Regions from separate parts of the Homo sapiens genome. Here region 1 is linked to region 2. Evidence: chromatin contacts called from ENCODE Hi-C or POLR2A ChIA-PET data. All regions are on one chromosome and are shown on one strand. Each heading gives the region's core, a stretch centred on a gene start or an enhancer-like site at or near the end of the contact. The rest is flanking DNA. Distances are from core to core; before and after follow the strand shown.

Region 1 (6,565 bases), core at 3,110-5,609, 46 kb before region 2:
AAAAACAGAAAAAAAAGGCCTAAGTCATGTGACTGCACCTGTGTCCCTGTATTCAGGGGTCTTCGGAGAAGCAGTACCCATGCCTGAAACTCAAGGACATGTAGGAAATGAGAGTTGCTTTTGTGTCATCATCCATGTCCTTCCTCGGGTGCCCCAGCCTTGAAGGAAGAGGAGCCCCAGGTGAGGATAAGTGGGGGCGAGGCTTGTTGTGCTTAGGATAGCCAGAGGCCAGCCCTCACAAGGCCATATCTAAACGGGGGCACTCCTCTGTCCTGGTCTCCAACCACCCACCCCAAGAATAGAGGCCTCACTCTAGCCTGAAAGACCCTTTTCTGACACCCGACCTTCCCTTTCCACAACCCCTGGTGGGAACACAGTGAAACCGCCTTTGCAAATTATAACTAAGGAAATCGTAACAGCGAAACACATCAGACCTAACCAACCCCATCTTGCTTCTAACGTCTAAACTGTCCTCATCCATTCCTGGGTGTAGGCGGAACTAGCCTTGGGAAAGAATTTAGTTTGTAGTTTAAACTAAACATAATAGCCTTTCCCCAAAGCTAAATTGTTCTTGTAAAATGAAAGAAAGGCCACCAGCCATGAAGTTAGAATAAGAAGGGCTGGAATTCTAAGTATTACCAGCCGTTATTCTGGAGGTAGTAAGATTTGCAACTTCCCCAATCACTCTTGAAGGTGACATCACTATTGTGAACCTAAGATCGGCCTTTTGAGATGGCTATTCAGGTTTTTGCATTTCTATCAACCGGATGGCCCCACCTGGACTTGTCAACCAGATCTGTGGCCCCCACCCAGGGACTGACTCAGCAGAAGAGAACAGCTTCTGACTCCCTGTGATTTCAAACCCCAACCAACCAGCCAGCACTCCCCATTCACTGGTCCCCTACCCATCAAATTATCCTTAAAAACTCTGTAAAAGCTCACGCCTGTAATCCCAGCACTTTGGGAAGCTGAGGTGGGTGGATCATTTGAGGTCAGGAGTTCAAGACCAGCCTGGCCAATGTGGTGAAACTCTTTCTCTACTAAAAATACAAAAATTAGCTGGGCGTGGTGGTGGGTATCTGTAGTCCCAGCTACTAGGGAGGCTGAGATAGGAGAATCGCTTCAACCTGGGAGGTGGAGGTTGCAGTGAGCAGAGATTGCGCCACCGCACTCCAGCCTGGCCAACAGAGAGAGACTCTGTCTCAAAAGAAGAAAAAAAAAACACAGTCTGATCCCCGACTCAGGGAGACTGATTTGAGTAATAATAAAACTCCAGTCTCTGGCACAGCTGGCCCTGGGTGAATTATCTTTCTCTATTGCACTTCCCCTGTCTTGATCTCTGTCTAGGCTGCGGGCAAGGTGAACCCCTTGGGCAGTTACAATAGGAGGAAGGATGTTCCGAGGTGGCAGGTCTATGCAAACCTATCCCCAAAGTCCAAGGAAGCTGAGGGGCCCAAGGAAGAGTAGAACTGCCCAACGGGTTCACCTTGTCCGCTGCCTAGACAGAGCCGATTTATCAAGACAGGAGAATTGCCTTGGAAAATAATTCACACGGAGGCAGCTATGCTGGAGACCTGAGTTTTATTATTACTCAAATCAGTCTCCCTGAGCATTCGGGGATCAGGGTTTTTAAGTATAATTTGGTGTATGGGGGAAGGCCAGTGAGTCGAGTTTTGATTGGTTGAGTTGAAGATGAATTCCCAGCGAGTTGAAGCTGTCCTCTTGCGCTGAGTCAGTTCCTGGGTGGTGGGGCCACAAGATGGTTGAGCCAGTTTATCCATCTGGGTGGTGCCAGCTGATCCATCAAGTGCAGGGTCTGCAAAATATCTCAAGCACCAGGCTGGGCACGGTGGCTCACACCTGTAATCCCAGCACTTTGGCCAAGGTGGGCAGAGCACCTGAGGCAAAACCCTCCCTCTACTAAAAATACAAAAAATTAGCCAGGCATGGTGGTGGACGCCTATAAACCCAGCTACTTGGGAGGCTGAGGCAGGAGAATTGCTTGAACCCGGGAGGCAGAGGTTGCAGTAAGCTGAGATCACACCATTGCACTCCAGCCTGGGTGACAAGAGTGAAACTCTATCTCAAAAAAAAAAAAAAAAAAAAAATTTCAAGCACTGATTTTAGGAGTGGGTTAGGAAGGGTCAGAATTTTGTAGCCTCCAGCTGCATGACTCCTAAACCATAATTTCTAATCTTGTGGCTAATCTGTTAGTCATACAAAGGCAGTCTAGGGCAGGCACAGTGGCTAATGCCTGTATTCCCAGCACTTTGGGAGGCCGAGGCAGGAGGATCACCTGACGTCCAGGAGTTCAAGACCAGCCTGGCCAACATGGTGAAACCCCTTCTCTACTAAAAATACAAAAGTTAGCCGAGTGTAGTGATGGGCGCCTGTAATCCCAGCTACTCAGGAGGCTGAGGCAGGAGAATTGCTTGAACCCAGGAGGCAGAGGTTGCAGTGAGCTGCTATCGGGCCACTGTACTCCAGCTGGGATGACAGAGTGAGACTCTATCTCAAAAAAATAAAATCTCAGAGGCCTTCCCGGAACTAGGGTTAATGATAAGTCAACGTGGCGATCAGCATCCAAGATGGAGTTGCCTTCACCTCCACAAAAGGATTGAGGAATCTGCCCGGCCTGCCCCAGTCCCAGGAACTGCCACTTTGCCGCTGCTCCCACCACAGTCCTGGGAGCAGCACAGGACTGCTTCTTAACCCAATCCCTGGAGCCTTTGGCCTCAGAGTCTGCAATGCTGTGATTCCAGTCACTTTATTTTTCTACTAGTCTGTGCACCAGCTGTTTCCTCACTGGGTCTCGCTGTAGAAGAATCTACTTTTTACTGCATTTGGGGTCTTGCCTGAGGGGATCTGTACTGTGAGAGCCAGTGAAGCCAATCGGAGTGAGGCCACTGTGGCTGTGCTGTGCCCTGTCCTGCAGCAGCCACCTCCAACCCCACACAAAGCCCCTCCCTTACCTGCTTCCTCTGTGTTGGCTCTGCCTGGAAAGCATAGGCTCTAGGACTCAGCCCAAATATAGACCTCCCAGCCGGGTGCGGTGGCTCACGCCTGTAATCCCAGCACTTTGGGAGGCCAAGTCGGGCAGAGCCTTGAGGTCAGAAGTTGGAGACCAGCCTGGCCAACATGGCGAAACCCCATCCCTACTAAAAATACAAAAATTAGCCAGGCATGGTGGCAGGCACCTGTAATCCCAGCTACTCAGGAGGCTGAAGCAGGAGAATCGCTTGAACCCGGGAGGCAGAGGTTGCAGTGAGCTGAGATTGTGCCATTGCATTCCAGCCTGGGCAACAGAGCAAGACTCCCTCTAAAAAAAAAAAAAGACTGAGCCTCACTCTGTCACCCATGCTGCAATGCAGTGGCACCATCATAGCTGGGTTCCAGTGATCCTCCTGCCTCAGCCTTCTGTGTAACCGCAACTACAGGCACACGTCACCATGCCTGGCTAATTTTTTTTTTCTTTTGGGTAGGGGTGAGGTCTTGCTGCCATGCCCAGGCTGGTCTAGAATCCCTGGCCCCAAAAGATCCTCCCACGTCAGCTTCCCAAAGCGCTAGGATTACAGGTGTGAGCCACTGAGCCTGACCCAAGCTCTCCTTTTAAATTAAATAACCCAATAACCCATTTTGTGACTTTTTTTTTTTTTTTTTTGAGACGGAGTCTCGCTCTGTCACCAGGCTGGAGGGCAGTGGCGCGATCTCGGCTCACTGCCACCTCCGCTTCCCGGGTTCAAACGATTCTCCTGCCTCAGCTTCCGGAGTAGCTCAGATTATAAGCACACGCCACGAAACCCAGCTAATTTTTGTATTTTTAGTAGAGACGGGGTTTCACCATATTGGCTAGGCTAGTCTCGAACTCCTGACCTTGTGATCCGCCCACCTCAGCCTCCCAAAGTGCTGGGATTAGAGGCTTAAGCCACCGCGCCTGGCTTTGTGACTTTTTTTTAAGTCAGCACCTTCAATGGGTACTTCATTCCAATCTACCACAACAGATACCTCAGCCAACTGTTGAAGTTATCACTGCACACCAGGCCTGCCAGGATCCCCCAAGACCCCTGTGTTTTCACTGCGTTCAGCCCCAATCTGGCCCCGTAACCAATCTCAGCTTCCCAGCCCTCCATTTCCCTGAGTAACTACTGCCTGGAAACAATCCTTGTACCAATCTCCGCATCCGCCAGGAGCATTTGTTACTAGAAACGTCATGCAGTTCTGACGCAGTTCTGACCTTAAGCAGAAAATAAACGTATTTATTGGTTAGCTCTCAGAATCCACAGAAAGGATGGAGAACCCAGGCTCAGAATTCCAGAGGAGCGCAACAGTCAAAATCACACCAGCAACCGGCCTGGTAAACACACAGAAGCTGCCAGCAGGGGGCAGCAGAGGCCACAGCACGGGATCTACAACATCCCGGGGGACTGAAGCTCAAGACGCCCCCCGCAGCTACTGCAGCCCCACTGCCCCGGGAGCTGGCAGTTGCAACCCCTGCCAAGACCACCAGAAAACATTGTCCACTGTGCCCCCCTCTTTGTTTCCCTAACACTTGACCCGATATCCAAGGCAGTAGCTTCGGCTTGCTGAGCATAAACCCTGTGCACACCTGCTCCTTCTATTGCCAGGGAGGCTGCAAAAGGAGGATGCGGCTATTTCTGCTTCCATCATGGAAGGCTGGGATTCCACAGGCACCTAAAGGAAAGAGGGAGAGATGGGAATGGGAATGTCCTCCAGACAGCTCTGGCAGGATCGGGTGTGGGAGGAGAGTGAGGGTCCCACCCCAGCTGGGGTCTACCCAGGTCCACGTCCTGGACATGTTGAGGCTTTTTCCAGAAGGCAGAGATGAAGTGTGGTCTGACAACACCCAAGTGACCCCAGAGGGTGTCATAATAGACTGGAAGGGCGACACATCCCAGGCACCTGCCACCCATCACACACACCTCCCACACACTGGCATCCTTCCGCCCCAGGCACACACAAAGCCTCAGTCCAGAGATCAACTGTCTCAGCTCTGAATTTGCATATCCTGTGTATAGACTCACTGGTCACAATCTCTGCCCAGCCTGGCTTGTGCATACTTCTTTCTTACTGTCAGGGGAGGAGCCCGGCCTGGTACTCCCATTGGCCTGTAGATTCACCTCCCCTGGGCATGGCCCCAGGACCCAGGATAATACCTGTGCCTCCGGCCCAGAACCCTCCAAGCAGACACAATGGTAAGAATGGTGCCTGTCCTGCTGTCTCTGCTGCACCTTCTGGGTCCTGCTATCCCCCAGGAGACCCAAGATGGTGAGTAGGGAAAGCAAAGGATGGATGCTGGAGAGGACTGGAAGGAGGTGAGGAACAGGACATATGGCTGGGAGAAGGGCTGGATGCAGCTGGGATTCCCTGGTATACGGCAGGAACGGGTGCCCAAGGCTGTCAACTCCCTCAGCTCACACACTTCCAGGAGCATTCAGGGAGCCTCTGCCCTCACCCAAAATAAGACCTTCAGGAATCTGAATCTAAAACCCCTTAGTTTACGTGAAAACAAAGACTCCAAAGACCAAGCGACCTGCTTGGGGTGGAGAGCCAGGACGGAGCAGGAACCACATGCCTGGAGCTGCTTCTGCTCCTGTTCCTTCCCTCCTTCCGATGGCTGGGTACACCTGCCTGACGCTGAGGGAAAGAGAGAGCAGCCCCAAGGGGAAAGTGGGAAGGGAGGTCGGCTGGAGGGATGGTGCTAGAAGGAAACCCGTGCCCAAATCCCACACTCAGACACCACTGCAGTGGGTCTGGAAGGCTAGTGGCCCGAAAAGAAGACAGTGGGAGCTTGGGGAGATCAAGAGTCACTTCTAGGATAGGGGAAGGAGGCTGTGGCATGAGAATGTGCAGGATAAAGACATGGAAGCGAATGGCTTCTCAGTTGTGTGAGTTAAAAATTTATGACATTTACAAGTTGTCAGAATAGGTGTTTCATGTTAGTTTTATAATAATCACATTTACAATATTAATCCCATTCTGCACCAAAATCTTAATTATTCGGGGTTCTCCAGAGAAACAAAACTAATATACATTGTATACACATGCATATATGTATATATGAATATACACTGTGTATATACACTAATTATATACGTGTGTGTGTATACAAAAGAGAGAAAGGGAGGAGTTTTATTTAATATTTCTTGTGGCTCATACAATTCTGAGGGCTAAAAGTCCTAAATCAGCAAAGCAAGCCAGCAGGCTGGAGACCCAGGAAAGAGTTGGTGTTGCGGTCCTGAGTCCAAGGGTAGTCTGGAAGCAAAATTCTTTCTTCTCTGGGGGACCTCAGCCTTTTCTCTTGATGCCTTCCACTGATTAGATGAGGCTCACCCACACTGTAGAGGGTAATCTGTTTTACTCAGGGTCTACTGATTTAAAAGCTAATCACATTCAGAAATTCATGAGCAAGAATGACTTCAGTACTTAAATTAGAAATCTGCCATATGACCTCCAACGTTACTAACACTCGTGTAAATTATATTCTAAATTAACTATGGAACTAATTGTGGAAATGTCCCACTCTCTCAACTTCCATCTTGTACCA
Region 2 (6,766 bases), core at 2,477-4,976:
TGGGTTCTAGCGATTCTCCTGCCTCAGCCTCCTCAATAGCTGAGATTACAGGTGCTTGTCACCACGCCCGGCTAATTTTTATATTTTTAGTAGAGACGGGTTTCACCATGTTGGTCAGGCTGGTCTCGAACTCCCGCCCTCAGGTGATCTGCCCGCCTCGGCCTCCCAAACTGCTGGGATTACAGGCATGAGCCACCGGGCCTGGCCCCAAATATATAGGTCTTATTATGTCACAGTGCTTTTATTTGTTGAGTTATTTTTTTCTGTTTTCCCCATGAAAATGTAAGCTCCACCTTGGCTTACACTGTGCCAGGCTACTATTTGTAGGCAACTAATTGAGCACCTACTACACAGCAGGAGCTCAATTAGTATTTCTTGAATGAATTAAATCATGAGGGAATGAATGAGCCAAATAAGCAATGGAGGAGGAGACAGATGTTCCAAACAGAGAGGACTGCCTGTGTAGCGGAGCTGTGGCCACCAGGGGTTTGAGAGCTGAAGGAAGGCCTATAGGGCCAGTGTACATAGTACATACCAGGAGAGGTAGTGATAGATGAGGAAGAGAATTAAGCATGGCTAGATCCTAACGGACCTTGAAGGCTGTGTTTGTTTTAAGGGCAATGAGAAGGCATGAAAGGGTTTTTTTTTCAGACGGAGTCTCGCTCTGTCACCCATGCTGGAGTGCAGTGGCGTGATCTCGGCTCACTGCAAGCTCCACCTCCCGGGTTCACGCCATTCTCCTGCCTCAGCCTCCCGAGTAGCTGGGACTACAGGCGCCCGCCACCACGCCCGGCTAATTTCTTTTTTGTATTTTTGGTAGAGACGGGGTTTCACCATGTTAGCCAGGATGGTCTCGATCTCCTGACCTCGTGATCTGCCCGCCTCGGCCTCCCAAAGTGCTGGGATTACAGGCGTGAGCCACCGCGCTCAGCCATTGGGTGTAAAATTAACAGGGACTACTTTCTATCACTATGTCGGAGGTGGATGACTATGCTAACTAGACTTGAAAAGCTACAGACTACGGATCTCTTCATTGGCACACAACTGAGCCACCTGAGTAAATCACTCTCCCTTCATCCCTTGTTGACATTCAGCAAATCCTGATGGTGCTTCTGCCATGCACCAGGCCTCTACCAAGGGCTGCAGCAAATATAAACATGACTGTGGTTCAGGCTGCCCCCCAAAAAGGAGCCTCCTAATAGAAGGAGTGCCCCCTTCATCTTCCTGTGTCCCCTGCCCTGCCAGTGTTTGCCTCCCGTCTTCAGTCCTGTTTTCAGTCACCTGCTTCATATCGTGTCCATCTTTTTTATTTTTTATTTTTTTAGAGATGGAGTTTCGCTCTCGTTACCCAGGTTGAAGTGCAGTGATGGGATCTCGGCTCACTGCAGCCTCCACCACCTGGGTTCAAGCGATTCTCCTGCCTCAGCCTCCCAAGTAACTGGGATTACAGGCACCCACCACCATACCCGGCTAATTTTTTTTGTGTGCATATATATATATATATATTTTTTTTTTAATTAAAAAGTAAACTTTAATGTTGAAAATGCAAACTTGGGGAGGGCAGAAAGATCACATACAAGGCTGTCACTTCACACTTGGAAGGTTGCACAGCGGCTGGGCAGAGGTGCATTTTTTGTATTTTTAGTAAAGATGGGATTTCATCATGTTGGCCAGGCTGGTCTCGAACTCCTGACCTCAGGTGATCCACCCGCTTTGGCCTCCCAAACTGCTGGGAATACAGGCGTGAGCCACTGCACTCAGCCCTAGTGTCCTTTGTGCCACCCCAAGGCCCAGGCAAAATTAGGTGCTGTATACTTCTCTGAATGAACATGAAGTTTTCCCCTTGAGGCTTATGCTAGTGGGCAGCCAGTTCCCCAACCTGGGGATTCTCTCAAGGCTTACAGAGCTTACTGTATCAGTCATTTCAACCATCCACGCCAAATAGGGAAGAATAACTCTTGTCTTTCTAACTCACGAGACTATTATGAGGAGAAAAATATTAGAGGCTTGGCTGGGCACGGTGGCTCACGCCTGTAATCCCAGCACTTTGGGAGGCCGAGGCAGTCTGATCACCTGAGGTCAAGAGTTTCAGACCAGCCTAGCTGACATGGTAAAACCCCATCTCTGCTAAAAATACAAAAATTAGCTGGGTGTGATGGCCGGCGCCTGTAATCCCAGCTACTTGGGAGGCTGAAGCAAGAGAATCGCTTGAACCCAGGAGGCGGAGGTTGCAGTGAGCCGAGATTGTGCCACTGCGCTCCAGCCTGGGTGACAGAGCGAGAAACTGTCTCGGAAAAAAAAAACAAAAAACAAAAAACAACCTGGGTGTGGTGGTGCACACCTGTAGTCCCAGCTTCTTGGGAGACTAAGGCAGGAGGATTACAGGAGCTCAGGAGGTCAAGGCTGCAGTAAGCTCTGATTGTGCCGCTGCATGCACTCCAGCCTGGGCCACAGAATGAGACCCTGTCTCTAAAAAATAATAAAAATTAAAGGGGCTTTGCAAACGCGGAAGGTGTCTGGATGATTATCCCCTGCATGTGCAGTGCCTTGTTTACAATTAATTTGCTTTTTCCGTGTTTATTCAACAAATATTTATTGAGCCCTCACTCTCTGCCAAGCCCTGTGCTAGATGCTGGATAAGCAAGGTAAGTCTCTGCCCTCAAGGAACTTACACTCCAATGTGACTCAAGGGGAAAAGAATTTGAAAGTTGCTACTTACCCAGTCCCCTCACTGCACAGAAACTGAAGCCAGAGGTGTCCACACCTTTCTCCTTCCCATGCTCTGATAGCTCCTCACTGCTAAGCTCCCCATTGCCCGTGACCCCATGTGGCAGGTTTCCCGCCTGGGGTGCACTCCCAAAATGGTTTATGTAAATAATATTGAAAATTGGACCTTCTCTGCCAATAATGGGGCCGTTGCTTTTTGAAAAACTTCCCGTTGATAGTGTCTCCTATGACTACCCCTGTGTGGCTGTGTGGTTTACAGATCCAGTTGCCTCTGCTCTTGCATTGTGAGAGTCAGCAGAGGCCCAAGAAACCCCGATACTAGTTTGCTGCTGTTGGTGGGTTTTTTGAGACAAGGTCTCTGTCGCTCAAGCTGGAGTGCAGTGGCGCGATAACTCACTGCAGCCTCGAACTCCCGGACTCAAGCGATCCTCCTGCCTCAGCCGCCCCAGTAGCTGGGAGTACAGGTGCACGCCACCACGCCGGTTGATTTTTTTAAAAATTTTGTAGAGATAGGGTCTCGCTATGTTGCTCAGGCTGGTCTTGAACTCCTGGCCTCCAGCGATCTTCCCGCCGCGGCCTCCCAAGTTGTTGGGCTTCGGACGTGAGCTACGCGCCGGGCTCCCGGTTCTAGTTAAGATTTTGTTGCAGGCGATGAATAGTCACGTGGCCTCCAAGGTCCTAGATTTCTGAGGGGCGTCAGCTTGGCACCCTAATGTACTGTGATCTCTGGTCAGCTACCCACCCTCTTTTTGCTGTTTTCATCCTGGGGGCTAACCGCCAAGACATGGCCTCCAGTTTCCCTAGGGAAGCCTCCACAGAGGAAGGCACCGGCTGAGGCACCTGGGAAGACCAACCTGGGGAAGGTCTCCCTGCGCGCAGTCTGCGGGCTGGAGGGACCGGCCGAGCCTGCGCACTAGCGCCCCGCCGGCGCTGCTGAACTGAGAGGAAGGGGCGGGGCGTCGCCAGGTCGTGCCAGCATCCGCCGGACGCCGGAAGTGGTTCTCCGCCCCTGCCACTGGGCCATGGAGACTGTGGCACAGTAGACTGTAGTGTGAGGCTCGCGGGGGCAGTGGCCATGGAGGCCGTGCTGAACGAGCTGGTGTCTGTGGAGGACCTGCTGGTGAGGCCTGGCCCGGACAGAGGGAAAGGGAAGGTCGGAGGGCGGGTCCTGAGGAGAGTCAGGTAGGGGCCGAACCCTCCTCCCGGCATCGGCTTGGCCGAGGGAAGCCGAACTACGGCTCCCGGCAGCCTCCACAGCGCCTGGCTCCTGCCCGGAGGGCCTGCTATGCCGCAGAGGCTCCTGGGAGTTGTAGTGTCCTGAGCCCCCCACACCTCAGACTACGGGCCTGGAGCCCGACCGTGGTTAGACTGACGGGATCTGGGATCATGCAGGAGCTGTGAGCTCAGGGCGCTCCTCCAGCGGTGGAGGAATACAGTGACCATCATAAGGTGTCACCTATTACTGCGTCCGGCACGGTGCTAAGGCATCGCATGCCAGATCTCAGTCTTTGTAGCTCTAGGAGGTAGGCACTACTTCTATTCCTGGACAATAAAAGGTCCAGGCCCGGCAGGGTGGGGCAGGATGGGGCCAGCAGCCTCAAATGAGGACCGCGTGGGCTGTTGAGCAGTTCTGACAGCGTGTTTACTGTTCGGCCGCCGGGGTCAGCTGCTCCGGGAGCGGTGCCTGGAGCTGCCACCAGGTGGCATCTCCGCTCGGTACCGCCGCGGGGAGGGGAGACCGGGGGCCTCTGTCCCAAGAGCTGGCCCGCAGGCCCGGAGGAGCCGAAAGCCTGGGTCCCGGGCATGGAGATAGCAGAAGCTGGGGTGCCAGATACCGAGACCTGCGAGGGAAAGGGGCAGAGCCAGGGAGATGGCATGTCCAGATAGAGAATGGTTGACGCCCTACATTTCTAAATGATTCCTTTCCTCCCCTGTGGCAGAAGTTTGAAAAGAAATTTCAGTCTGAGAAGGCAGCAGGCTCGGTGTCCAAGAGCACGCAGTTTGAGTACGCCTGGTGCCTGGTGCGGAGCAAGTACAATGATGACATCCGTAAAGGCATCGTGCTGCTCGAGGGTGAGGCGCTGTACTCTCCCTTTCCCGCTGCCATCTGGGCTGCTCTGCGATGTGGGCCCCGTAGTCCAGGCACCTCTGAGTTGTCTCCGGTAGATTTACTGCACCAAGGGCTATACTTAGCTTGACGTCTCCCAGTGAACTTTTGGCTACTTACCGCCCACCATTGTTTTGCCAGACAGAGTGTAGCATGTCAGTTCCCCCAGGACTGTCTTGATCTGGGAAAGTGACTTGAGGTCACCCAACTAATCAGTTAATGGCTGAATTGGGACTAGAAGCTCCTGTTTTGTGAGACCTAGGCCCATGCCCTTCCCCCCAACACCACCACCGTGTTGCTTAGCAGCTATTGAGAATCTTTTGTGGCATGGAAGAGGTACAGAGGACTGTCCTACAAAATTGTGAGCAGATAGTGCTTTTTGTTTTTTGTTTTTGTTTGAGACGGAGTCTTGCTCTGTCCCCCAGGCTGGAGTACAGTGGCGCTGTCTCAGCTCACTGCAACCACCACCTCCCGGTTCAAGCAATTCTCCTGCATCAACATCCTGAGTAGCTGGGATTACAGGTGCCCACTACCACGCCCAGCTAATTTTTGTATTTTTTGTAGAGATAGGGTTTCACCATGTTGGTCAGGCTGGTCTCTAACTCCTGACCTCAGGTGATCTGCCCACCTCGGCCTCCCACAGTGTTGGGATTACAGGTGTGAGCCACCTCGTCCAGCCAGATAGTGCTTTTTGGATGGGAACCCTATTTCCTATTGGTTTTAGGTGGGTCATCATTTGTCAGAGGCCACAATACTTAACCACTTAGTTTCTCTGTAGCTCCTTGTGTTCAAATAATCATTTATAAGCACACAGTCAGTGTACAGCCATCCCTCTGTAGCCATGGGGGATTGGTTCTAGGAACCCCACCCCCACAGATACCAATAGCCACCCAAGTCCCGTATATAAAATCGCATGGTATTTACATGTAACCTGTGCACCTTCTCCCATATACTTTAAATCATCTGTAGATTACTTATAATACCAAATACAATGTAAATGCTGTGTAAATAGTATACTGTATTGTTTAGGGAATAATGGCAAGAAAAAAAGGTCTGTTCATGTTCAATACAGATGCAACTATCTTTTTTTTTTTTCTGAGTATTTTTGATCCATGGTTCGTTGAATCTATGAATACAGAATGCTGACTGTGTTAGCAAAGGATGCCTATTGAAAATCTATAAAAATGGCCAGGCACAGTGGCTCACACCTGTAATCCCAGCACCTTGGGAGGCCAGGGCAGGCGGATCACGAGGTCAGGGGTTCGAGACCAGCCTAATCAACATGGTGAAACCCTGTCTCTACTAAAAATACAAAAATTAGCTGGGCCTGGTGGCGCACACCTTTAATCCCAGCTACGCAGTAGGCTGAGGCAGGAGAATCACTTGAACTCGGGAGACAGAGGTTGCAGTGAGCCAAGATCACGCCATTGCACTCCAGCCTGGGCAACACAGTGAGACTCCGTCTCAAAAAAAAAAAAAAAAAAACTATAAAAATAAGACTCTTTCTTAAAAGATACAAATAATTTTACCCTATGTTTGTCTACTTCGGCAATTCAGATTTTCAGGTTTATTCTACAGCAGGGTGTAGGTGTAGAAGAAACAGCCTCTCTAAGTGTTGCCAGTCTAGTTGAGAAAACAGTACAGACAGGAAGATTTATAAACACCTGCAGAATTATTTAGCAACAAATTCTAGTGCATACAGTACAGTTATCCTCTGGGAAGTCTCTGAATTAAGAAAGTCAGGTGGGGCCAGGCACTGTGGCTCATGCCTGTAATCTCAGCACTTTGGGAGGCCAAGGCCAGAGGATGGCTTGAAGTCAGGAATTTGAGACCACCTGGCCTGTCTGTGTAACAAAGATGTTTAAATTAGCCAGGCATGGTGGTGTGTGCTTATAGTCCCAGCTACTTGGGAGGCTGAGGCAGGAGGATCAC

What was found. Hi-C counts contacts between places; a loop is a spot of excess contacts on that map. ChIA-PET counts read pairs that join two places held with the same protein, here RNA polymerase II (POLR2A). Pooled maps may share reads with other maps.
Region 1: a loop to region 2 is called in a pooled map, with 5 times the contacts of the local background. The contact joins the enhancer-like site here to the promoter of FIS1 in region 2. A Hi-C loop is called at or near these places in 18 of 168 maps with a recorded cell type or tissue (CD4-positive, alpha-beta memory T cell, CD8-positive, alpha-beta T cell, Caco-2 and 11 more), 15 of 37 single-sample maps with no recorded cell type and 28 of 50 pooled maps. POLR2A ChIA-PET finds 5 or more read pairs at or near these places in 17 of 52 experiments (A549, B cell, CD4-positive, alpha-beta memory T cell and 12 more).

The regions. Positions count from the first base shown.
Region 1 is chr7:101,288,410-101,294,974 of GRCh38, reverse strand. It overlaps the pseudogene AZGP1P2. Among named protein-coding and RNA genes, the nearest start is that of LNCPRESS1, 7.9 kb to the left of the region's middle. RefSeq lists enhancers at 1-754, 755-1,663, 2,574-3,483, 4,297-4,406, 4,541-5,091 and 1 more. Within about 2 kb of position 4,359, at least 2 of the 41 ENCODE cell types and tissues checked have a DNase peak (open chromatin) inside an H3K27ac peak, as active enhancers do; they include OCI-LY7, where a contact is called at or near this core.
Region 2 is chr7:101,242,041-101,248,806 of GRCh38, reverse strand. It overlaps FIS1 (fission, mitochondrial 1), which reads left to right and starts at 3,726. Exons shown (of 5, transcript NM_016068.3): 1 at 3,726-3,847; 2 at 4,668-4,800. The coding sequence starts at 3,803. RefSeq lists enhancers at 3,703-3,942, 4,033-4,082.